Regions from separate parts of the Homo sapiens genome. Here regions 1 and 2 are each linked to region 3. A link is a loop called in an ENCODE intact Hi-C map of the cell type or tissue named here. Cell type or tissue: PC-3. All regions are shown on one strand. Links, peaks and the distances in the headings refer to the core of each region. The heading gives the core; the rest is flanking DNA.

Region 1 (8,098 bases), core at 1,846-6,845, 480 kb before region 3:
TACAGGCTCCTGCCACCATGACTGGCTACTTTTTTGTATTTTTTTTCCCCTCCCTGAGACGGAGTCTTGCTCTGTCGTCCTGGCTGGAGTGCAGTGGTGCAATCTTGGCTCACTGCAACCTCCACCTCCCGGGTTCAAGCAATTTTCCAACCTCAGCCTCCCGAGTAGCTGGGATTACAGATGCCTACCACCATGCCCAGCTAATTTTTGTATTTTTAGTAGAGAAGGGGTTTCACCGTGTTAACCAGGCTGGTCTCGAACTCCTGACCTTGTGATCGTCTCATCTCAGCCTCCCAAAATGCTGGGATTACAGGCATGAGCCACCACCCCAGCCTTCTTTTTTTTTTTTTTTTTTTTTTTTGGTAGAGATGGTGTTTCACCATGCTGGCCAGGCTGGTCTCAAACTCCTGACTTCAGGTGATCCACCTGCCTGGGCCTCCCAAAGTGCTAGAATTACAGGCATGAACCACTGCACCTGCCTTTGTTTTTTTGTTTTTTGTTTTTTAAAAAGACAGGGTCTTGTTCTGTTACCCAGGCTGGAGTGCAGTGGCATGATCATGGCTCACTGTTATCTTGAATTCCTGGCCTCAAATGATTCTCTCATCTTGGCCTCCCAAAGCACTGGGATCACAGGTGTTAGCCATTGTGCCTGACCAAGATCTCCCTTTTTAAGGTGGAATAAATATCCATTTTACACACACACACACACACACACATTGTGGTACATAGATATGTAAATATATTTGTATTTTTACACATATATGTAAATATTTATATATGTTTTTGTATATATACAAATATACCACACTTTCTTTTTTTTTTTTTTTTTGAGACAGTATTGCTCTGTCGCTCAGGCTGGAGTGCAGTGATGCGATCTTGGCTCACTGCAACCTCTGCCTCCTGGGGTCAAGCAATTCTCCCACGTCAGCCTCCCAAGTAGCTGAGATTACAAGCGCCTACCACCACGCCTGGCTAATTTTTGTAATTTTAGTAGAGATGGGGTTTTACCATGTTGGCCAGGCTGGTCTTGAATTCCTGACCTCAGATGATCCGCCCACCTCGGCCTCCCAAAATGCTGGGATTACAGGCATGAGGCACTGCGCCCAGCCTCCATGATTTCTTTATTCATTCCTCTGTTGTCGGCTGATGTTTTGTTACAGCAGCCCAAATAATGTAGACAGATTGAAACACATAATTGTAGTATGTATTTTAAATATTGGCTGAATGAAGTTATTTTTTAAAATTTCATAGTGTGAAGTTTGGCCTATTAAGGGCAATTACCCTATTAAGAAGATGCCCTAAATTTGAAGTATTCTAGCACGTGGTTGATGAATTCTTAGCCATGAGTTTAGGGGTAACAGGAAGTACATTCGGACCTGGAAGTGATGTCTTACAAGGCGAGTCACAAGTGTAGGTCCTCTAAAGGGTTCTACATGTATGATAGGAATCTACTCAGTGGTCTATACTGTTCTATCACATTTTGCAGGTGATGGTTGAGTGTCCAGTGTCAAGTGTAGTCAGGCACAAGTGATAAATAAAACTATCTTCATTAATAGCCCCATCTTCCCTGAGATGAACCCAGATAAACAGGAAAGTTTATGATTAAATTGGATGACATTGTACCCTAGCAGGCTTAGGGGGCAGAAAAAAGAATAATAGCATTTTGGGAATCACCCATTTATTTTTTGGCCAGGAGTACCATTTGCACTTGCCTGACTAATGAAAGAAGTTATGTTACACACGGGACCATTAGAGTCCCTAATGAGTCAAATTAGTTTCCTTGAAAGGGCCCCAGTGGCCCTCTCAGATTGCATCCTGGCACAGCAGAAAGACCTGGACCTAGGCCTTGTCTGCTGGGACATGTAACTGGCTGTATTTGCATGGGAGGCCTTCCTTACTCCTAGTTCACATGGCTGACTCTCAGGGTATGCTCAGAGCCCTGTAAGATTGGACAGATACAGAAATTTTGTTTGGTGGCACTGTATGAGTTTTGCCAGTTCTTTTGAGGTTGTAGGACTATATAGCAGAGGTTTTTGAATGAAAGATCTGGAATGGGGATAATTTTCTGACTTCTTGGTCTCAAAGCACCTTAAAACCTAAAATTAACCAGTGGAAGAATTAAGCCTCTGGCCTTAATTTATAGTGGCACATATCTGCTAAGGGCTTCATTCTGAACTTAATAGGAGTGCTAAGTCTTTTTTTCTATTTTTGAGACAGGGTCTTGCTCTGTCACCCAGGTTGGAGTACAGTGGTGAAATCATGGCTCACTGCAGCCTTGACCTCCTGGACTCAAGCGATCCTCCCACCTCAGCATCCCGCACCTCCGACCCCCAGTAGCTGGGATTACAGGCCTGTGCCACCACATTCAGCTAATTTTTGTATTTTTGTTTTTAAATAGAAATGGGGTCTCACCGTGTTGCTCAAGCTGGTCTTGAACTCCTGGCCTCAGGCGATCCACCTGCCTCGGCCTCCTTAAGTGCTGGGATTACAGGCGTGAGCCACCATGCCTGGCAATAGATCTTTTTGAGGCGGGGTCTTTAGGAGTTGAAGGTGAACTTTATGGTGAGGAGCTGCTCTTCTACCCTAGTAATTAAACTCATCTGGCATCAGTCTGTGTGAAAATACTAAGCATGTAGCAGGGCACATCTGCAGGTATTTTCTTAGGACAATGGCATTGAATGCTAATGTGTAGGGTGCATTACAGGGTCACAGACTTCCTGACTGCTGGATTCTGAGTGACCCCCTGGCCTTTCCCTAGAACTTCAAAGTCCCGTACGGTAGCCACTGGCCACAGGTGGCTACTGAGCACTTGAAAGGTAGCTGGTACGAATTGAGATGTACTCCAAGCATAAAATAGAACCTGGAATTAAAAGATTTAGTCTAAAAAAGTGTAAAATATATTGTTAATCATTTTTAAATATTGATTATATGAAGAAATACTATTTTTAGTATCAGGTTAAATAAAATATATTATTAAAATTAATTTCACTTATTTCTCTATCCTCTTTTGAAATGTGGCTACTAGAAAATTTAAATGGCTCAAATTATGTTTCTTTTGCATAGTGCTGCTTCAGAGAATAGTCAGTGGGAGAGTTAGACTAGTGAATGTGTGGCCAGAGGCTGTAAAATCCAAAATCTATGAATAGATATTGGGTCTGAGGAGGTGCTCTCTACAAGCAAGGCATTCAGAATTGAATTTCTCCAGTTTGCCTGGAGATCAACATACCACATCCATTTCAGTCCAGGACTTTCAGCACCAGAGGTGTGTGAGAGGCAAGATCCAGGGACCAAATAAGTCTATTAGTTCAGAGAGTCATGAAAAATGTTGTTAATCAATTGCTAGGAAACTAATATTTATAGCCAGTATTCAAACATCTGAATTGGGCTTGGAAAAACTGTTTTATTTCCTGAGAGAGATGCCCAAGGCTTTAGCCTCCTTAGAGATCTAACTCTCTGATGAGCCTCTCAGGGCCTGTTACTACTGGCTGCAGAGGAAGTGAGTGGATAATGACGCCCTAAGGTCACTGTGTGCAGGCCACAGTATTCCTGACATAGCCTCTCATTCTTCCCAAGGAGCATGGGACACTGCAGCCTGGTTTAAAGTGAGGCGGGGCTTTTCTTTTTCTTCAAGAATAGTTGGCTATATGTTGTGGGGTACTATACACATAATTCAGCATCTGCCACAAATGCATCATTGAAAGAATGGGTCATGTCAGACACTGTAGAGCTATTAGACTTTGGCTGGAAACAAATGGAAAAAGCAAATGGAAAAACAAATGGAAAACTCAGAACACTGGCCTTCTAATACAAACACTCACCTCAGTGACCAGTCATAGCCTTTCTTCCCTGAGGAATCTGCCATGTCATGGTGGGTGGGTGGGGGTGGGGTGGCATCTGGAGAGTGTTTGCCAATCTTGACTCTGTATCTTTAGGTTGCTTGATTCACCTATGCACCTGGAAGGGTAACTTTGGGCACCTAGCAGCATTTGGGAAGAATCAATTCTGACCAAAGCATTCAGTGGGCTGTACTTCAATCAACTTCCTGCTCGGTTTCCCATTTTAGCTTTCTTTCCCATTCACTGTCAAGCTGCAGACCTTTGGACTTGACAGTTATGTCTGGTGACTCCAGCCTCAGACCCTTGGCTCTCCCTCAAGAGATTTGCCTTAGATCTGTTCTACCAGAGCTCCTCTATTTGTATTTCCTTAGATATTTAAAAAAACAAAAAACAGTTAACATGGCAGGCCTGGCTCCTTACCAGGTTTGCCCTTGGCTGACATCTGCGAACTTGAATTTGGGAAAGGTTTCTACTATGCTAACTGATAAAAGTGGCTTACTATACCTAAACTATACAAACAATGTGAGTTTATGATGAATACCTGCTTTATTTCTGGGAGTCTGGAATTTGGTGGTAGGCAGAGGATGCCTATGTGATTTAACCACCAGTAAAACCCTGGGTGCAGAGTGTATAATGAGCTTCTCTGGTAGAAAACACTTCCCACATGTCATCATGACTCATTACTAAGGAGTTAGGCGTGTCTTCTGTGACTTCATTTGGAAAGAATTATCAAAAGCTTGAGCTTGGTTTCCTCTAGACTTTGCTCCATGTGCTTTTGCCTTTGCTGATTTTTCTTTGTACCCTTTTGCTATAATAAATCATAGCCATGAGTGTGACCATATGCTGACTCCTGAGTCCTTCTAGCAAATAACCAAATCTGGGGATGGTTTTGGGGGCCCTTGACATATCAGTTAATATACGGAAACCACTGGAGAAAGTCTTGAATGTAATTTTTGGTTTGATTATTTTTCTTAGAGTTCAGAATGGGAATCCCTAATACATCAAGCATTACATAATATGGTTGGGAGATCCAAAGCACTAAAGCCGAGGCTAATAATATGCGGAAAATTGGCATATGTTGTAGACTTCCCAAAAGACCCCCATTAGGACAAGTTACATAGGGTACACTCAGGAGAGATCAGTGCAGGAAGACCAAGGAAGGTTTGAAGGATTCAGTATGGCAGAAAGACATGCAAATCAGAGACAGGACCTTCCTTAAACAGAACCCAAGACCATATCCCAGAAAATGGAATAGAGAGACAAGGGCTGGTATTATCTCTGTCACATTGGCTGAGTAGGTTAAAATCAGAAAGTGTGTTGGAAAAACAAAGCAAAGCAAAGCAAAACAAAACAAAAAAAGGACCTGCAAGAAAGAATAGACTTCTTTTCTTCTGGGGGGAGGGACAGTGTCTCTGTCGCCCAAGATGGAGTGCAGTGGTACAATCTCAGCGCACTGCAACTTCTGCCTCCCAGGCTCAAGTGATCCTCCCAGCTCAGCTTCCTGAGTATTTTTAGTGGAGATGGGGTTTCACCTTGTTGCCCAGGCTGGTCTCGAACTCCTGTGCTCAAGCGATCTGCCCTCCCCGGCCTCCCAAACTGTTGGGATTACAGACGTGAGCCACTGCATCTGGCCACTTCTTTTTTAAAGTATACTGTTCTTGATAAAGCTGTAGTTAGGAATCTCTTTAGGGACAAAAAGTTTACAAATAGAAAGAGTAAAAAAAAAAATTTATTGAGAAATATTTTCATTATTCTACCCTACACAATGAAAGTTTTTTGTATATGGATGGTATAGATTAGGTTTAGCACTGAATATTTTTTATGTATTAAATATTAAAAAAAAAAAAAAGCCCTGCAAGGCCTCACTAGTTTTGTTTTCTCATGGAAAACCAGAGTTCAAATTCCCAATGGGGATGCAGCCCCTGATTTTTTGAAAGACAGAATATATAGTGGTTATGAGCATGGCCTTTGGAATCAGATGCCTTTTTTTGAGTTCTAGTCCTATTTATAGCTGTGTAATCTTGGACAAGTTAACAACCTCTTCATTTCCTAATTGTTTTCTCTTCAAATGCAAAGAATAATTATAATTGCTTCAAAGGGTTGCTGAAAGGTTGACCTGAATTGCTCCACGTAAAGGACTTACATAGTGCCTAGCATATACAGTATGCTCAATAAATGGTAGAGATCATTGTTATTATTACTATGACATGATTCCTGTGCTCTTAGAAAGTGAATCCATAGGATGTTGTGAATAATTGAGAGCTATAGTGATATGCATTGATAACTTGCGAATGTGATAAAACAAAATGCCCCTAAATTTTTAGTTATAAAACTAACTAAAAGGAATCACATGAAGGATAGCTCGAAGGCCCAGAAATTTTTTTTTTGAGACAGAGTCTCGCTCTGTCTCCCAGGCTGGAGTGCAGTGGCGTGATCTCGGCTCACGGCAAGCTCCGCCTCCCGCGTTCATGCCATTCTCCTGCCTCAGCCTCCCGTGTAAATGGGACTACAGGCGCCTGCCACTACGCCTGGCTAATTTTTTGTATTTTTAGTAGAGACGGGGTTTCACCGTGTTAGCCAGGATGGTCTCGATCTCCTGACTTCGAGATCTGCCCGCCTCGGCCTCCCAGAGTGCTGGGATTACAGGCGTGAGCCACCACGCCCGGCCAAAGGCCCAGAAAATTTTAATGAAACCAGTTTGAAGTTATTATCACATTTTAAGAATGTATCAATCAAAACAAGTCGTTGTTCAACTGTGGCAGGACAGAACAGTAGTTCCAGGACTTTGAATTTTATGACCAAGTTAGAAAAAAAATTGTAGAATGTGATGAAGTGCTGCCAACTTTTCAATTTACCCAAGACTGGCATGAAAAAGATCTAACAGTCTACTACTGCTGTCATGTCCTAAAAGAAAGATGTTTTGTCTCCAAAAAATACACATAGCATATCTTCAGAACAAAGATAGTACTTCCCAGAAAGTCTACTAATCTAGGGAGATTTTTTCCCCCCAACAGGTGAAAATCTCCTGAAAGGCAAGCAATACTCTTTGGATCAGCCCTTGGGATGAGAAAAGTCACAGTTGGGGCTGGGCACAGTGACTTGTGCTTGTAATCCCAGTGGTTCAGGAGGCTGAGGTGGGGGGATCCCTTGAGCTTGAGTGAGGAATTTTAGTGAGGCCCCCCGCTGCCTGCACAGTCTCTACCAATTTTTTTTTTTAATTAACCAGTTGTAGTGGCACATGTCTATAGTCCCAGCTACTCAGGAGGCTGAGATGGGAGGGTTGCTTGAGTCTAGGAGGTTGAGGCCACAGTGAGCTAAGAACATGCCTGAGCTAAGAACATGAATGTACTCCAGCCTGGACCACAGAGCAAGATCCTGTCTCAAAAAAAGAAAAGTCACAAAGGCAAACACCAGTAGTGTCCACTGTCCAAGCAAAAGGAAACTATGCCACCTAAATTTGACCTATTCCTGGTTCCAGTTGCAAAACCATTTATTTTTTCTTTCTTTCTTTTGTAGAATCATGGTCTCACTATTTTGCTCAGGCAGGTCTTGAACTCCAGGCCTCAAGTGATTCTCCCACCTCAGCCTCCCAAAATGCTGGAATTATAGACCTGAGACAACTGTGCCTGGCCTTGCAATACCATTTCCAATGCAAAGATAAATATAGGAGAGTTAGGCATTGATTTTGAGTACTTCCTCTTAATATGGTCACAAAAGTAACAGGACATTCACTAAACATTTGATTTATCTGTTTCTCTCATACTCATGAAGGAACCATCTAATTCCAATGTAGATCAACCAGGGAGAGCCTGGGTTGACCACCTGAACTTCAAACATTTCTAGCAAATCATGGAAATGACTTCTGAATATGGCTTAGCTTCCTATGTAGCTTCATTACAGGAGAGGGAATATGCTGATTATGTCCACAGGGGTATTGCTGTTTTATTTCTCCTAGTAAATTAATACATTTGCATTCTGGTACCTATTTTGGTCTCTTGTGCTTTTCAGACAACTTGTCCCAGTCTCTCAGGGCCTGATTACTCCCAGGCACTGAGAAAATGACATTTCCAGGATGTGGAAGCAGCTGGTCTTCTTGTATACCATGGCACATGCACACTATTCCATTTTTTTTTGCTACTTTATTTATTTTTTTTTAATTATACTTTAAGTTCTAGGGTACATGTGCACAACATGCAGGTTTGATACATAGGTATACATATGCTATGTTTGTTTGCTGCACCCATCGACTCATCATTTACATT
Region 2 (8,098 bases), core at 1,846-6,845, 900 kb before region 3:
TCTCCTCAGTGGGACACATTGTGAGGCATCCCAGAGTTCAAAGGAGCTAGAATCTAGTTGCACTTTAGATAAAGGAGACTCTGAAATAAAAAGTGAATAATGTTCCATTCTGAACCAGAATTTACATTTTACTGGGGAGATTATGATTGAGTGCTATTTGTTTAGTAATGCCTCTTGGTGGTCGCTGTATACCTCCTATGTGCCAGGCACTTGGCTAAGTGCTAAAGGCATAAAGATGAAGAAGACGTACTTGGTCCTTGCACTCAGGAAGTGTCTTAGGTTGAGCTGCTACAACAAAATACTGCAGACTGTTTGGCTTACACACAATCATTTATTTCCCACAGTTCTGGAGGCTGGGGAATCTGAGATCAAGGTGCTGGCCGATTCACTTCCTGGTGAGGGCCTGCTACCTGGTTTGTGGATAGCTGTCTTCTCGCTACGTCCACATATGTCAGGGAGAGAGGGAGAGGGAGAAGAAAAACTCTCTGGTTTCTCTTCTTATGAGGGCACTAATCCCATCCAGAGACCCTCATGACCTGATCATCTCCCAAAGGCTTCACTCCAAATATCATCACATTGCGGATTACAGATTCAACATAGGAATTTAAGGGGACACAGACATTCAGTCCATAGTAGCAAGCTTAAGGTTTCTGGGGTCTAGAGACAAAATGTTCCGTTTTGTGTGCTTCAGTTTCATCATGAGATTTAATAATAATAACTACGTTATGGAATGGTTTGAGAATTTAATGAGTAGCCTGGAGCTGGGCACCCCTGTGCAGAAGTGCATAGTGTTCTGGGTTTGGTTAAAGCAGATTGCTGTGTGGCTGCTGGGAGTCATGGCATTTCCAAGATTTACCTCTTTCCTGTCACCCTCCCATTTCTACATGCAAAATGACCTCCCAGACTCTAGCAGGCCTGTGGCTGCCACCTTTCTTTTTAGCTCCCCGAACCTTCCCCTTCATTCAGCTACCTGAAATCCCACCTCCTCCCAAAGGACTTGCTGACTGATTCGTAGACAGCTGTGATTTCTTCTTGCCCCACCCTTTATATATCCAGCTCCTTCAGCTCTCCCATTTCTTGCTTCAGAACACAATGTAGGTCCATTCACTTAAGTTAATGTACCTGTGTTGTTCTATTGTATCAATGTGTGTGACTTCATCTATTTTAGGAAACAAGCTCTGAGGCAGGAATTTGGCTTAACTAATTTATACAGGGCTTAGTAAAAGGCTCTGTGGAATTAGAGACACCTAATAAATGCTTCAGACTTTTGAATTGATGCTGTAATCATTTTAATGGAGGCTGATGTTGTATGTGTTTAAACAAATGGCATGTTTTCCAGCAACATTCTGGCAAATTAGCAGCATCTAAATTTAAAAAAAAAGTCTGTACTTAGAAAATGAATTTTGTAAACTGTGGTAACATGCAGTTATTTATTGCTGAGCTGATTTAAGCAGAGGCCCAAATGCAGTGGTGGGAGCCAAGATTTCATTTTTTGCAATATTTGTTTTCTGAAAAGTTGGTTAGTGTGGCAGAGGTTGGGTGGGAAAGTGGGGGTGGGGGGTGATTTAAAGGCATTATTGTTAACTTAATGCATATTTTAAAGAGTTAGTTAAAAACCCTTTATATTAGGTTAGCAGGTGTGATTTGGCACCATTTCTTTCTACACATGTGCCCTTTTCATTAGGAATGTGTGCCTGATGTGGTGCAGATGGCATTTAAGCCACTTGGTAATATTTTCCACAACCTGTTCTTAGTAATTAGGCTTGAATTTGCTGTTTCAAAATACTGAACGTCTTTTGGCAACTTTGTAAAAACGAAGGAACTTGAAATGTGGTCAGTATACCAGCAGAGGGCAGTGTAAGCCAGTGTTTCATTTGCAGTCAGCTTCCCACGGCCATGGCTGCTTTTCCACACCCCAGAGCTAGAATGTTCCCATTACTTTATTTGAGATATAGATGCAATTTGAGAATTAAAAAAAAAATTGCAAATGAAAAAGTTAAAAAATAGTCTCTTATTGGCCATCTTGTAGTAAGAAGATAAATTGTTCAGAACAGATTTGAGCTGCAGTTCTGTTTTATGAATTTTTCCTTGAATCGTCTATCAACATGCATGAATGATTATGTGAAAAGTGTAGTTCTTATGTAAATCATTTTGCTAATGCACTTAAAAGACAAAATATTTAATTTGATTATAGATGTTTTTCCTTGCTCAATAGTGGATAGTAAGATTTTCATTATGTCTGTAAGGGTTTCAGTTATTTTTATGACAAGGGAAAGGTCATTTCCGACATATATGGTCCAGTCAAGTTAACCTTCAGAGAATTAACAGCAAAGGACTGCTTCTTGTCATAGCTTATTGTGCTTTATAACCAAAAGTGTTGCCTTTTACTCATAGTTTTTTCCTCACCACAGAACTTCTCGGACAACCCTAACCACTGGCCCTCTTGTTCCCTTCATTCTTGTTTTCTCCAACTCCAAGAGCGGACAGAGGCCCTGCCTCCCACTTCTCTCTTCAGTGGCCTCCCTCTCAGTTCTGCTTATCCCTCTCCCTTTTAGTGTCTTCTGTCTCACGCCATCCTTGATGCTATGGAATGTTTGTGCCCCCCCCAAATTTCATATGTTGAAGCCCTAACCCCCAGGATATTTGGAGATGGAGCCTTTGAGGGGATGATGAAGGTTAAATGAGTCATACGGTTGGGGCCCAGTAAAGGCTAGTGCTAGTATAAGAAGAGGAGGAGCACCAGAGCTCTCCGTCTCAGCCGTGTGAGGACACAGCAAGAGGGCCAGCCTATGAGCCAGGAAGCAAGGCCTCAGCAGAACAGTCCTGATGGTGCCTTGATCTGGGACTTCTGCCCTCCAGAATTGCTTCTGTTGTTCAGGCCACTCTGGCTGTGGTATTCTGTTATGGCAGCCTAAGCTGACTGATGCCCTCTTAGGATCTCACAGGGATTTGACGTTCAGCGGAGGGGACCATGATTACCTGTTGGAAGGCAGCAGAGGCTCTGCTAGAAGGACAGGTGGACTGAAGATGAGCAGAAAGCCAGAGAACTCCTTGAGGTAGGGACTTGATATGGTTAGGGTTTGTGTACCCACCCAAATCTCATCTTGAATTATACTCCCCATAATCCCCACGTGTCAAAGGAGAGACCAGCTGTAGGTAATTGAATCATGGGGGTGGTTTCCCCCATGCTGTTCTCATGATAGTGAGTTAGTTCTCACAAGATCTGATGGCTTTGTAAGGGGCTCCTCCCCCTTCACTTGGCACTTCTCCTTCCTCCCTGCTTGTGAAGATCATGTTTTGCTTCCCCTTCACCATCCGCCATGATCGTAAGTTTCCTGAGGCCTCCCCGATAATGCTGAACTGTGAGACAATTAAACCTCTTTCCTTTATAAATAACCCAGTCTTGGGCAGTTCTTCATAGCAGTATAAAAATGGACTAATACAGGGCTTGCCTAGGAGGCCCAACAGAGTGAACAAATATGTAGAATGATTGTGGTGCTCTTGATGGAGAATGAAGAGAGGGACTGGGATGAAACTGAAGACTTGTGGGAATAAGATGGGAGAGGTTGCGTGGAGCCTTGAAAGTGGTTTGGCTTTGGTGCTGTGGGAGCTTCTCAGATTCGGAGATGGCACACCCTTGGGGTACATGTGGGTATCAGGTAAGCCAAAGCATAGAGACTGTGCCCTTCTCTGGGGTGCCAGTTTTTCTGGATGGAGCTTCTTTCTTGTTGGGACTCCACATGTATTTCTGTGTGTTTCCTCCTTGTCGTCTTACTAAGGGAGCTTTGGTAGGACGATTGAGGGCAGTGGAGGAAAGAGGGCATTGTTAAAACATCATGAGCAGGCGCAGCTCGGCCCTTGGTCCCCTCTGGCCACAGGGTGGGGCTGAGCTGGCAAAAAAAATAAAAAATAATAATTTTTAAAAAGCACCATAAGCAAAACATGAATAAGTGGAGGTGAAGCAGGTGTTCTTGCCTGGAAGGAGAAGCTTCGGGTCTGCTTGCCCATGTTCCTTCTGCCAGAAAATTTCAAGTGCTGGGTGCCTACTGGGTTCCTTCTTCCCCCATGGCATTCCTGTAAGATAAATGGCTGCTTTTCAGCAGATGACAGTTTGGAGACAGAAGTTATTAATGTGTATAGGGTCGCAAAAAAGTTAGCTGATGTGTCAGAACAGAAACCCAGGCCAGGCCAAGCCTCTCCAGGCTTTTCGTGCTACGGAGCGGATAGGCAGAAGCGAGCAGCCCTGGAGACTCGGTGCCGGGGCTGGAAAGGAGACTGCTGATGTTTGGCGAGTCAGCCCTTTGGTTTCTGTCTTGTTCCTTGCCAGCCGTGGGACCTTCAGGCTGGCAATGTAGCCTCTGTTCTGAGTGAACATTAGGGATCTGTATTGATGGGAAAAGGGAAGAAGGGATATCGGGGAGGCAGACAACGATTTACTTTTAGATCCTCTCTTGATCCGAAAAAGAAATACAAATGTCTGTTGCCTCCGAGCAGATCGAATGTTGACTTCTACTTCAGAGGGTTACATTGCTGATTTATGCATATTACCATGTCTCATAGCCTTACCCTATTTTGAACCTCTGAGTGGTGGGGACATTTATCACTGTCTGAAATAATTTTATTTATGTGCTTTCATAGTTAATGTCTGTCTCTTGCTTTGGCCACACAAGAATCTAAGTTCCAAGCTTTGCGAATGAATATATGGAATACTGAAGAGGGAGGGTCAAGTTGTCCTGAGCACTGAATGCATTCTTCCCTCCCTGGCTCCTGCCCACCCACACCCTTACTTTTGTCTGCAGCTCATTCTAAAAGGCATTCTTGTTATTGGCTTGTTTGCAGGCATTGCCACAGGGGGGCGCTACAGCATTTGAAAAGAGACAGTGGACAAGCATCTGCAGGCAGGCACCTGTCTTTTGGGTTTGCCCAAAGCTCGGTGAGAAGTGAACTATCACTGTGGCACTCTCTTCATTTCCCCCTGAATGGGCAAAACAACCCAGTGAACGCGCCGCCTGAGAGAGCTGACTGGATTTTAGCAATGTGAAATGGTCATATACCAGGAGAAATTTTTAGTAAATTGAAAGGAACATATGTAAGTGGTAATTGATGAAGAATCAAGTTTTTCAGATAAGTTTGAAGTTATCCAATCAGTAATTTTTTTGTCTGCAACATTGTAGTAGTCTGTTTTCACGCTGCTGATAACGCTGCTGATAAAGACATCCCAAGACTGGGTAATTTATAAAGAAAGAGTTTCAATGGACTCACAGTTCCGTGTAGCTGGGGAGGCCTCACAATCATGGTGGAAGGCAGAAGGCATGTCTTACATGGCAGCAGACAAGAGAGAATGCGTCGAGTGAGGGAAACCCCTTATAAAACCATCAGATCTCGCAAGACTTACTGCCACGAGAACAGTATGGGGGAAACCGCCCCCAGGATTCAGTTATCTCCCACCTGGTCCCTCCCACAACATGTGGGAATTATGGAGCTACAATTCAGTATGAGATTTGGGTGGGGATACAGCCAAACCATATCAAACACCAAATTCACAGATGCTAATTAATGGTGGGAAGTAAGGGGTGATAAGTCACACTGAAGTATTAAAACATCAAAATTTTAAAATGCTTTTAAAAAGATTGTGCCCTTCTGTGTTCTTCCAGTGCACATGGCAACTAGAACACTTTGTAGAAACCCTTTCAGGGATATGTTTTAGGAAAGATATTTAAGTTACATGAAATAATGTTTTGATTATTTGTCTATGAATGGAAATTTCTAGATAAAAATTTCCTTTTTTTCTTTTCTTTCTTTCTTTTTTTTTTCGAAACAGGGCCTCACTCTACTGCCCAGGCTGGAGTGCAGTTGTGTAATTACGGCTCACTGCAGCCTCGATCTTCCCAGGCCCAGGTGATCCTCCCACCTCAGCCTCCTGAGTGGCTGGGACTGCAGGCACAAGTCACTACACTCAGCTAATTTTTTTGGTTTTTTTTCTTTTTGTATTTTTGTAGAGATGGGATTTCACTATGTTGCCCAGGCTGGACTTGAACTCCTGGGCTCAAGCACTCTGCCTGCCTCAGCCTCCCAAAGTGCTGGGATTATAAGTGTGAGCCACCGCATCCAGCCAGAAATTTCTAAAAGCAGTTCTATGAAGTAGTTTAAGCAGTTTCTTTTCCTTTTCTTCCCTATTTTAATTTTTTATATACTTTTAATATTGCTTATCCCTTTCTGAACAGGCAATATAACATCAAAGCTCAGTCCAACCGTGTATTTTAACTAAATAGAAGCCAAAATAAGGAGCTGTCATTTCTAAAAATGAGATCTTTTTATTTCCTTCTTCCTCTACTTTGACATTAGTTGTTTTTTTTTTTTTTTTTTTTTTTTTTTTTTTTTTTTGCCTTTTGTCCCTGAAATGGGATGTTAGAGTTTAGATTATTGCTGTCAGGTTAAAAAAAAAATTGAAACTAATTAGAAGTTGATAGTTTAAACATTGACTCCTACCCATTGAGTGCCCTTTATATATGTAATTACAGTGTCTACATATATACACAAATACAACATTGTGTTTACATATATATGTGAAGTCATATGTAATAACCCAAATATACCCTCAATGAGAGGAAAGAGAAAATATTGAAAAGTTTCCCCAAATCTAAACCTTTTCTCACTAGAAGTTGAATGTTGCCATGTACTTGTGTAATTAAGCCATCGTAGCAAATTTTCTGCTACGGTAACATACTTGGACTGCATGAAATGTTATTGCCAAGTTGATTTTACAAGGTTTTGACCTATTGACATGCTAAGGTAGAAGGTGTGAGTCTTTTAAGTTCCATTACACAGGATTCAAGGACCCATCATCATTTAAAACAAGAGAATATTTTCCAGTTGGGCCATACACACACCGACTATTCTAACAGCAATATGAATGTTGAAGTGTATTTCTGAATTTTAAAACCCCAAAGTAATAAAGTTTACATTAAACAGATTTTCCTTTGATCTCTCTCTCTCTCTCTCTGCATGTGCATATATATGTGTGTGTCTGTGTGTGTGTATATATATATATGTTATATATATATAATATATATGTATATTTAACTTACATTGAAATCTTCATTCAGGACTTTGTTTATTCAGGTTAGTATTAAGTTGATTTTAAGAGCATAAAAGAAAGTAAAACTGTATTCTCTTTTCTCAAAAAGTGGATTTAATGGGAAATACCTAAATAAAAAAAAATCTAAACTATTTTAAGAATGTTCTTAGTGGTGAAAATTGTTATGGTAGCATATTGGGAGCAAGGGAAAATGCCTCATAAATACCTAGTTTAACAACTGTGGTTTTAAATAGTCGTGAAAAATAACATGACTGTTAGGAGGAAACATTAAATATTCATGAAAATATGGACTTCTAGTTGAGACATAATAAAAAATTGAAGTTCAGGTTGACAGAAGAAAGTGCATCTCTCAAAAGTATGTAAAAATATGAATAACATTATTTCCCCTGATATAATTAGAAAAAATAGTAATAATTTTAATTAACTTTTAAGTTAAAAAACTAAAAAAAAGGCCGGGCGCGGTGGCTCACGCCTGTAATCCCAGCACTTTGGGAGGCCGAGGCGGGTGGATCATGAGGTCAGGAGATTGAGACCATCCTGGCTAACAAGGTGAAACCCCGTCTCTACTAAAAATACAAAAAATTAGCCGGGCGCGGTGGCGGGCGCCTGTAGTCCCAGCTACTCGGGAGGCTGAGGCAGGAGAATGGCGTGAACCCGGGAAGCGGAGCTTGCAGTGAGCCGAGATCGCGCCACTGCAGTCCGCAGTCCGGCCTGGGTGACAGAGCGAGACTCCGTCTCAAAAAAAAAAAAAAAAAAAACAACTAAAAAAAAGTCTGTGGAATAGAAAAAAAAATAAGAGCTTGAATAGGAAAAGAGGAAGACAGAGAATGAGGAGGTGTGGTTAAAAGTCGGGTAAGCTGGCTTTGATTCAGGTTCCACTAATTACTAGCCTATGGCCTTGGGTAGATTAGGCAGTGAAGCCGCCTCACTTTTCTTCTCTATTATGTGGGAGTACTAGTACCTGTGTTGGAGGATATTGTGATGCTCAAAGGAGATATT
Region 3 (8,098 bases), core at 1,342-6,341:
AGCCTCCAGTGGAATGTCCTGGGACCCAGGCATATCCGCAGGAACCGATAAGCAGCAAACACCCTGCCACTGTTTCCCTGGAAAGAGCAAAATCGCAACTCCATCGAAGCCGAAGGCGCCGATGTCCGTCCTGTGGTCTCACTGCAGAAATACGCGCCGGTTCCTGGAAAGAAAACAGTCCCAGAGGCTCCAAGAAACACCCATTCTGAGCTAGGCTGGTCCCGTCCTCCCCACTCTCCCATCCCTGACCGCCGGCAGAATTACCTGACCTGTCCCCACTGCTCCAGATCGCAACCCAATCGCGCGCCCACCTCCCCTCCCCGCCTGGTTGCGCGGGTCTGGGCCCCACTGGGATAAAGGAAGGGAAGGGGGGCGGAGATGGGGCCGCCTTCCTTCCCTGCCCCACCCGCACGTTCCTCCGCCTCTCCCCCGGGTGAATGGTGCGCGGCCGCGCGGCTGGCGCTGGGGACGGCGCGGGCCGCGGCGGGGACGACGGGTGCACCGTGCAGAGCTGGAGTCGGAGCCGCCCGCTTTGCATACGCCGTGGGCGGAGCGGGGGGGCCGGGCCAATGGGCGGCCGCCTGGCGCGACCCCGCGGGGCGCGATCCGCCCCCCTCGCTCGGGCCCCGGCCCCGCGCCGCGCGCTCTTCACTTCTTGGGGGCTTTTTAAAACAGCGCCACTGGGGTCTTCTCCATGCGGCTCGGGCTATGACAGCCTCCGTGCTCCTCCACCCCCGCTGGATCGAGCCCACCGTCATGTTTCTCTACGACAACGGCGGCGGCCTGGTGGCCGACGAGCTCAACAAGAACATGGAAGGGGCGGCGGCGGCTGCAGCAGCGGCTGCAGCGGCGGCGGCTGCCGGGGCCGGGGGCGGGGGCTTCCCCCACCCGGCGGCTGCGGCGGCAGGGGGCAACTTCTCGGTGGCGGCGGCGGCCGCGGCTGCGGCGGCGGCCGCGGCCAACCAGTGCCGCAACCTGATGGCGCACCCGGCGCCCTTGGCGCCAGGAGCCGCGTCCGCCTACAGCAGCGCCCCCGGGGAGGCGCCCCCGTCGGCTGCCGCCGCTGCTGCCGCGGCTGCCGCTGCAGCCGCCGCCGCCGCCGCCGCGTCGTCCTCGGGAGGTCCCGGCCCGGCGGGCCCGGCGGGCGCAGAGGCCGCCAAGCAATGCAGCCCCTGCTCGGCAGCGGCGCAGAGCTCGTCGGGGCCCGCGGCGCTGCCCTATGGCTACTTCGGCAGCGGCTACTACCCGTGCGCCCGCATGGGCCCGCACCCCAACGCCATCAAGTCGTGCGCGCAGCCCGCCTCGGCCGCCGCCGCCGCCGCCTTCGCGGACAAGTACATGGATACCGCCGGCCCAGCTGCCGAGGAGTTCAGCTCCCGCGCTAAGGAGTTCGCCTTCTACCACCAGGGCTACGCAGCCGGGCCTTACCACCACCATCAGCCCATGCCTGGCTACCTGGATATGCCAGTGGTGCCGGGCCTCGGGGGCCCCGGCGAGTCGCGCCACGAACCCTTGGGTCTTCCCATGGAAAGCTACCAGCCCTGGGCGCTGCCCAACGGCTGGAACGGCCAAATGTACTGCCCCAAAGAGCAGGCGCAGCCTCCCCACCTCTGGAAGTCCACTCTGCCCGGTAAATGACGACCTATTCCCAGCCCTGGTCTTCCGGCTCTGCTCCAGCTTCTTCTCCGCTCGCACCCGGGCGATCCCGGGTGCGTTTCTGTTCTCTTCCTGGTCTGCCCTAGCGGCTCTGCACCCCTGGGAGCCCGAGCATGGCTGGCTGGGTCTGCCTGCACTGCCTCGAGTTGAGCTGGTCCCTGGCTCTCCCTGGGTGAGGGGTGGCTTGTGGAGACCTCGGCTAGCTTCCCTCTCCCTCTGCGCCCCGCCCTCCCCAGCCCCTGACACCAATTTAAGGATGAGAAATTGACCAGAAAACAGCTCCCCAAATTGCCCCTCCCTATTCATTCTCTCAAAAATGGCTTCAGTGTAGAAGCTTCGAGTATTGGGACGGGCACCCAGAAAGGAGGCAGGCACAGAAGTGTTGTACCTTGAGCCTGGCGCTAAGGTGTGGGCCGTTGGACCAGGCTATCACTCGAGGCTGCCTACGCGCTGCTCCTGCAGGATGGCCGGGTTGGGGAAGTCACTGGAGCCCTGGGTGATTTCATTTCAGTTCAGAACTAACTACCTTCCCCACTGACCCTCTAGGCTTTAGCAGAAGACAGGATTGTACAGCGGGTGGCAAAGAGCAGCCGGGCGCTGCAAGGCGGGTGGCTCAGATCGAGCTGTCGCCTATGCCCTGGCTGGGGTCCGATCCCTGTGTAACTTGCCTTCTCCCTTGTCTTCTAGACGTGGTCTCCCATCCCTCGGATGCCAGCTCCTATAGGAGGGGGAGAAAGAAGCGCGTGCCTTATACCAAGGTGCAATTAAAAGAACTTGAACGGGAATACGCCACGAATAAATTCATTACTAAGGACAAACGGAGGCGGATATCAGCCACGACGAATCTCTCTGAGCGGCAGGTCACAATCTGGTTCCAGAACAGGAGGGTTAAAGAGAAAAAAGTCATCAACAAACTGAAAACCACTAGTTAATGGATTAAAAATAGAGCAAGAAGGCAACTTGAAGAAACGCTTCAGAACTCGTTGCTTTGCCCAGATAATGATAATAATGCTTAATAATAATTGAAGAATGGGAAAGAGAAAGAGACAGAGACTGGCATTTTCCTCTCCCGAAGGAGATCTCTTTCTCTTTAATGGAATCTACAACTGTTTTAAAACTTTAAGAAAGGTAAAGACTGCCAGTTCTTCCGCCAACCCCATCAGCCCAGCCCGTTAAATGTCAAACGTCAACCCCCAAAATACGCAATTTCAGATAAGTTACGCAGTTACTGAAATCTTGTAAGTATTTAAGTGATCGTTACATTTTAGGACACTGCGTTAGATGGTAATAATCTGGAAGTTGGTTACAAACGCAAGAGGCCATTGTAAACATCTGCTTGTCCTTCTTAGGTCGCCATTCCCTTTGCATGTTAAGCGTCTGCTCAGGTAAATCTTAGTGAAATTCCTACCGTTGTTGTACGTTCTGCAAAACATTTTATGTATAGATTTAGAGGGGAAACGAGAAGGTACTGAAATAATGATCTTGGAATATTTGCTGTGAAGGGAGAAAGGGAGAGAAAACTCTTCTGAGGATCATTTGTCTTGGTAGTATAGTAAAACCAACCAGCTGAACCTTTCAGGCTACAAGAGAACCCGGGTCGGTAATGTCTTTTTAAGAATAATTTTTAATTGCTTATAACAAGCATATTTTGTGGCATTTGAACTATATTTACTGCTCCAATATCCGTTATTTTCCAAAGGATTTTGTATCTTTTTGAAAATGTTTACATCATCAGATGATCCACAGAATTCACTTTATGTGAGATCTCCCGAGAGTTTCCATCCCAACATGATGGACTTTGGTTTGAACACAATTCGTTTTTTCATTTGAATTGGCATTTCCCAATATTTGCTAAACATTTGCTGGAGAAATCATTTTTCTTTTTTCTTTTTTAGAAAACTCAGAATGAAAATTCATTCCCCTGAAATATTTAGGTGTCTATATTCTATATTTTGATCTATTAAGGGATTAGTATTTTTCCATGTTTATTGTGTTATCAGAGTGCATTAGAAAGATTAGTGATTCATCTTCACAGCACATTTTTAATCAAGCAGTTATTTCAACCAGCACATTCGTTTTGTTCATATTCACTATAGAATGATATCTTGTAAATAAAGACATTCAGCACACTGTGAAAATGTATTTGTGCACCTGCTTTTTAAATATTTCTACTAAAAATGAAAAAAAAAAACCCTTAGACCTGTAGATAGTGATATCGTAATATTAATTGTTAATAAAATAGTCACTGCCATTAAAATCTGCAGAAAATACTCTTTACTTTCCTATGCTAAATGTGCACTGCACAGAAAGAAAAGGAGCAGGTTTATCTTATATAAACCAAGGACCATTCTTTATTATTATTCAGTACTTCTTTTGCTACCAAATTTTTAAGAAAAGGGAGAAATCCCTCATAACTAAAATCCTAAAAAATGATAAGTGCTTCAAGGAGATTAAAGTGTCAGGTATTACAAAAGGGAGAGAAAAGAAAGGAGGAAGAGATAGTATGAATTCCCAGGCTCCCTGTGGAAAATGAAAACCAGTTGTTTTGTAGCAGCAATGCCTAGGCTGTCGTATTTTAAAATCTGCTGTTGGGTCTGCATGTGTCTGAGAGGGCAGGTTTTGATATTTGTTGAAATGACAGGACTACGAAAGGCCTTAAACCTTGACCTTGACGAAAAAAAAGACAATTTGTGACCTTGACTTTTGACAGCTCATGAATTGGCCTTAGCTGGATTAGTAGATCAAGGGCGCCACCTCGCGTTGACAAGCCTCCTTGTAATTCTTCAACCAAGGGAATCAAGAGCTCTTACCTCCTTGACTTTAGAGATTCAGTACTCAATTATTTGGCTCCAGCTGGAGCAAATTTGAATATATGTAAATTATACATGTCCCTGTATATATGTAAATATATATAATATGTGTACACATGTATACATTTGCATATTAGTGCTTGTGTGTGCTTGTATATATATTTGTAGAATCTGTACAGATATCATATCATTAATTGCTAATGACGCAAGATATTGTAATTTAAGGTGATTTCTAGAATTGAGGTACAAAATGTACTTTACAAGATGAAGCCTTGTTCCTTTTCTCTAATGGCCAAATTTGATTTGTCTTCACAGTGGCTTGCTCTGCATCAGATTTCTGCAGATCTGCTTTAAAGCTGTACATTTTTGTTACAGTCTAAGATGTGTTCTTAAATCACCATTCCTTCCTGGTCCTCACCCTCCAGGGTGGTCTCACACTGTAATTAGAGCTATTGAGGAGTCTTTACAGCAAATTAAGATTCAGATGCCTTGCTAAGTCTAGAGTTCTAGAGTTATGTTTCAGAAAGTCTAAGAAACCCACCTCTTGAGAGGTCAGTAAAGAGGACTTAATATTTCATATCTACAAAATGACCACAGGATTGGATACAGAACGAGAGTTATCCTGGATAACTCAGAGCTGAGTACTGCTCCAGGGTGGTGTGCAATCTTATATTGATGCTTGTGAATCTGCCATTTGATTTGTAGGATAAATAAATATGTTTAATATTAACAACTTCCATCAAAACTATAATAATAATATTATATCTACTGTTGACCTCTAACAACAATCAGGTGCTGTATTCAGAGTCATAAAGAATACATATGTATGTTTGTATATTTAATATACACATAGGATAATGTGTTTTTGTCAAATCTATGCTATGCGCATATGTATTAAAATGTTGGTGGAATCAGTAGCCGTGGGATGCAGAATTGTGAGATGCAGGCTAATTTTATCTTTACGTTAGAGGAAAGTAATAGTGAATGGAAGAACCAGATTCATCATTTTATGGAAAATAATATTGATTGGTTACAAAAGTGGCTGCCGGAAACCTCTCCAACCTCTCCTGAGGACTCACAACTTCTTTATAGATGAGAATTACGAAAGAGTCTCTAAAGCTGTCTCAAAAACAGGCTGGTGTTGAAACATACATATCGAAAGGTCTCGAGAAATTCAATTATATTTTGCTGCCCTGAGGATTTTCACTCCACTTGTGGAAACAAATGATAATGTTGCTTCAGACCCACCTCTCCACCTCTTGTTCCAAACAGTACTCCATTTCCAAATGAGCTGCCATCAAGCCAAAGTAACAACTTTCTCCCAAAATGTTTAAAGTGGTGGAAAATCCCCTCAAAGCTGGATCAAACTGTGTGTTTAAGAACAGCTCCAAAAGGGACTCTTCTGTTGACAGGGGATATTTTTCTTTAGATGTAAGAAATATTCTGAGCCTCGAGCCTAGGAAGGAGGCCAACAGCAGCTCTCCAGCCGGGATCCCGCCCCTTTCGAAAGCCATCACCACTACAGGAACCCTGGGTAAAGTAGTAGCCTTCTTTTTTTCTCTCTCTAGTTTTTGAAACTGTAATGACAGAAGACATTTCAGGGTTGTTGTGGGGATTTTTTCCCCCCAGTTCTAAAATGGTCATTGATAGTGTCGATCTTACCTAACTCTCCTCCTATTTAAAATTTCTGTGGATCTACCAGATAACCTAAAGTGGGCATGGATTATTTATTATGGCTCCTTTAATGCCCAAATAGCAATCAGTCTAAAACCTTAAAACAAAAACAAAAACAAAAACAAAAATCAAGGAGAGACCAGCCACCTCCTGAAAAATAGGAATAATAGTATCAGCCACTGACCCATGGATAATGTTGTTGAAAGCCTGATTAAAGTATTTTTTTCTAAAAAGAAAACTCTTCCTGAATTAAGAAAATAAAAATGGGACTTTAAAAAAAAACGCTACTTTTTCTATCTGCTCTCAGTACTATCATATTTATTTACTTATTTTAAGTGGATGATTGTTAAATGTCGCTATGCATTTCACTCCTATTTGTGACTGATGCAGAGCTGAAGCCACCCATTCAAGTTATTCAAGTTGTGGGTTTTTAAAAAAAATTAACAGAAAAGGGAAGAAAAAAATTAAAACAACCTAGTTGAAATCTTTTCTTAAAAATTCACCACTAGGCAGTGAAATTCAGCTGCAGATGCAACATTTGTGTGCGGAGAGTTGACACAGATTTCACTTTGTAATACATGTAAGTGCAGATTGCACTCTGCTGCATGTGTTTGGAGGCCTTGGTGAAGATGCAGTGTCTTGCTTCCTCTGTGAATTCCCGAGTTCAGGAGCAGAGACGGAGGTTGCCCTGGACTGCTAATCCCCAGACCCGGTGGGTTCAGAGGCGCCCTCCTGGATTTGCGGACCTCTCCCAAGGAGACGCTAGGGGCTTGCTGATTTATGCGCATTCCTTTAAACTTGATCGAATGCGTGTCAGCCGACCAAGACCTGGAGAATCAGAGAAATGTGCAGCGAGTTGCTCACATCCCATTTCTCATAAGCAAAGATATAGCGTTATCCAAAAGGCAGAGGGAGATTTATGCCTAGGTTTTAGGACAGGCACGCTAATTAAGTTTTCATCTGCTAGGCCGCCGGTCTATAACAGCCGGCCTCATTCTTTATGAAAATGCCCACTCAATCCTCGTGCATCTATCTATCTCTGATGAATGCCTGAGAAGTGCTTGCTATTTTTAATTTTATTTTAAAGGGAAGGAAAAAGACACTGGCGCAGAAAAACTCCTCCGTGAAAGCAGCCAAGGCCTTGCCACAGTTGATTTCATTTCTGCCCGGCTCTCGTGACGCTGAAGAGCCGGATCCACTGGGCAGAAATAATTACAACGGGTCTCAGAGATTTCCAAACCTCTGCGGGCGGTTATGCGGCGACATAGGTCCTCCCCCAGGTACTGGGGTGTGAACTCGGAGAGCTACCTGATGTCGCGCCCCTCGGGGACAGAGGCGCGGCCCCAAACCCTCCACGCTTCTACAAGAACCCCCTACTCAAAATGGAGGCTCAGGCCGGTGTAAAGCGGGCCTCCCTCTGACGGCACGCGGGCCAGTCGGGGCTGCGGCAGGACGGCTGGCGGAGGTCCCGGCGCGGAACAGCAAGGGCCGTGTCTGTGCGGGTGAGTGGCCCCGCAACTGCAGGCTGACGTCACCGCAGGCCGCGCGGGCCTTCGTGGGGCTCCCCGGGCGCGGCTGGATCAGGACAAGCCTACTTCAAGGAATGTTTGGTGTGGGTGCCCACTTCCCGGCCCCGCCCCGCCCTCCCCAGGAGAATAATCGGGTATTTAATCTCTCCCGGTCTTAATTCTTGGCAGCGTGGAAGGTGGTTTGCAACGGGAAATAAAACTTGACAGGAGCATTTTCTCTAAAAGGGATTTTGAGACGAGCTGAAAAGAAACCGTGTTTTTCTCTACCAAATACTTCCGCTTTCTGAGCCCGGAGCCGAGCGGTGGGAGCTATCCGAGGGAACGGAGAGCGAGCCGGGCACGCGGGGCTACGCTGTGCACCCCAGCGGCCGCGCCGTCCGCCCGGGCGGGAGGCAGCCTCGGGCTGCGCTGCGCCCCGCGCCTCTGCCA

Evidence for each region. Hi-C counts contacts between places; a loop is a spot of excess contacts. Peaks named below come from ENCODE experiments on the same cell type or tissue, not always from the same donor. Only the 100,000 strongest peaks of a DNase experiment are listed, where the experiment ranks them.
Region 1: it touches region 3 in a loop (12-fold over the local background); 15 of 110 quality-filtered maps call a loop at or near these places.
Region 2: it touches region 3 in a loop (9-fold over the local background); 63 of 110 quality-filtered maps call a loop at or near these places.

The regions. Positions count from the first base shown.
Region 1 is chr7:27,674,540-27,682,637 of GRCh38, reverse strand. All of the region lies in intron 2 of LOC105375211 (a long non-coding RNA gene), which reads right to left. Among named protein-coding and RNA genes, the nearest start is that of HIBADH, 16 kb to the right of the region's middle. RefSeq lists an enhancer at 3,839-5,038. In PC-3, for the core only: no CTCF peak of the experiment used is centred there; a DNase peak (open chromatin) is centred at 4,487; H3K4me3 peaks cover 434 bases; H3K27ac peaks cover 3,092 bases.
Region 2 is chr7:28,090,577-28,098,674 of GRCh38, reverse strand. All of the region lies in intron 1 of JAZF1 (JAZF zinc finger 1), which reads left to right. Among named protein-coding and RNA genes, the nearest start is that of JAZF1-AS1, 86 kb to the left of the region's middle. In PC-3, for the core only: CTCF peaks have their summits at 4,657 and 4,860 (motif pointing right); DNase peaks (open chromatin) are centred at 1,864 and 4,864.
Region 3 is chr7:27,192,688-27,200,785 of GRCh38, reverse strand. It overlaps HOXA13 (homeobox A13), which reads left to right and starts at 695. Exons shown (of 2, transcript NM_000522.5): 1 at 695-1,630; 2 at 2,344-6,422. The coding sequence starts at 709. The coding sequence ends at 2,588. It overlaps HOTTIP (HOXA distal transcript antisense RNA), which reads right to left and starts at 365. Exons shown (of 3, transcript NR_037843.3): 1 at 265-365; 2 at 1-163. RefSeq lists an enhancer at 7,541-8,098. In PC-3, for the core only: CTCF peaks have their summits at 4,207 and 4,409 (motif pointing left); DNase peaks (open chromatin) are centred at 2,915 and 4,395; H3K4me3 peaks cover 5,000 bases; H3K27ac peaks cover 4,577 bases.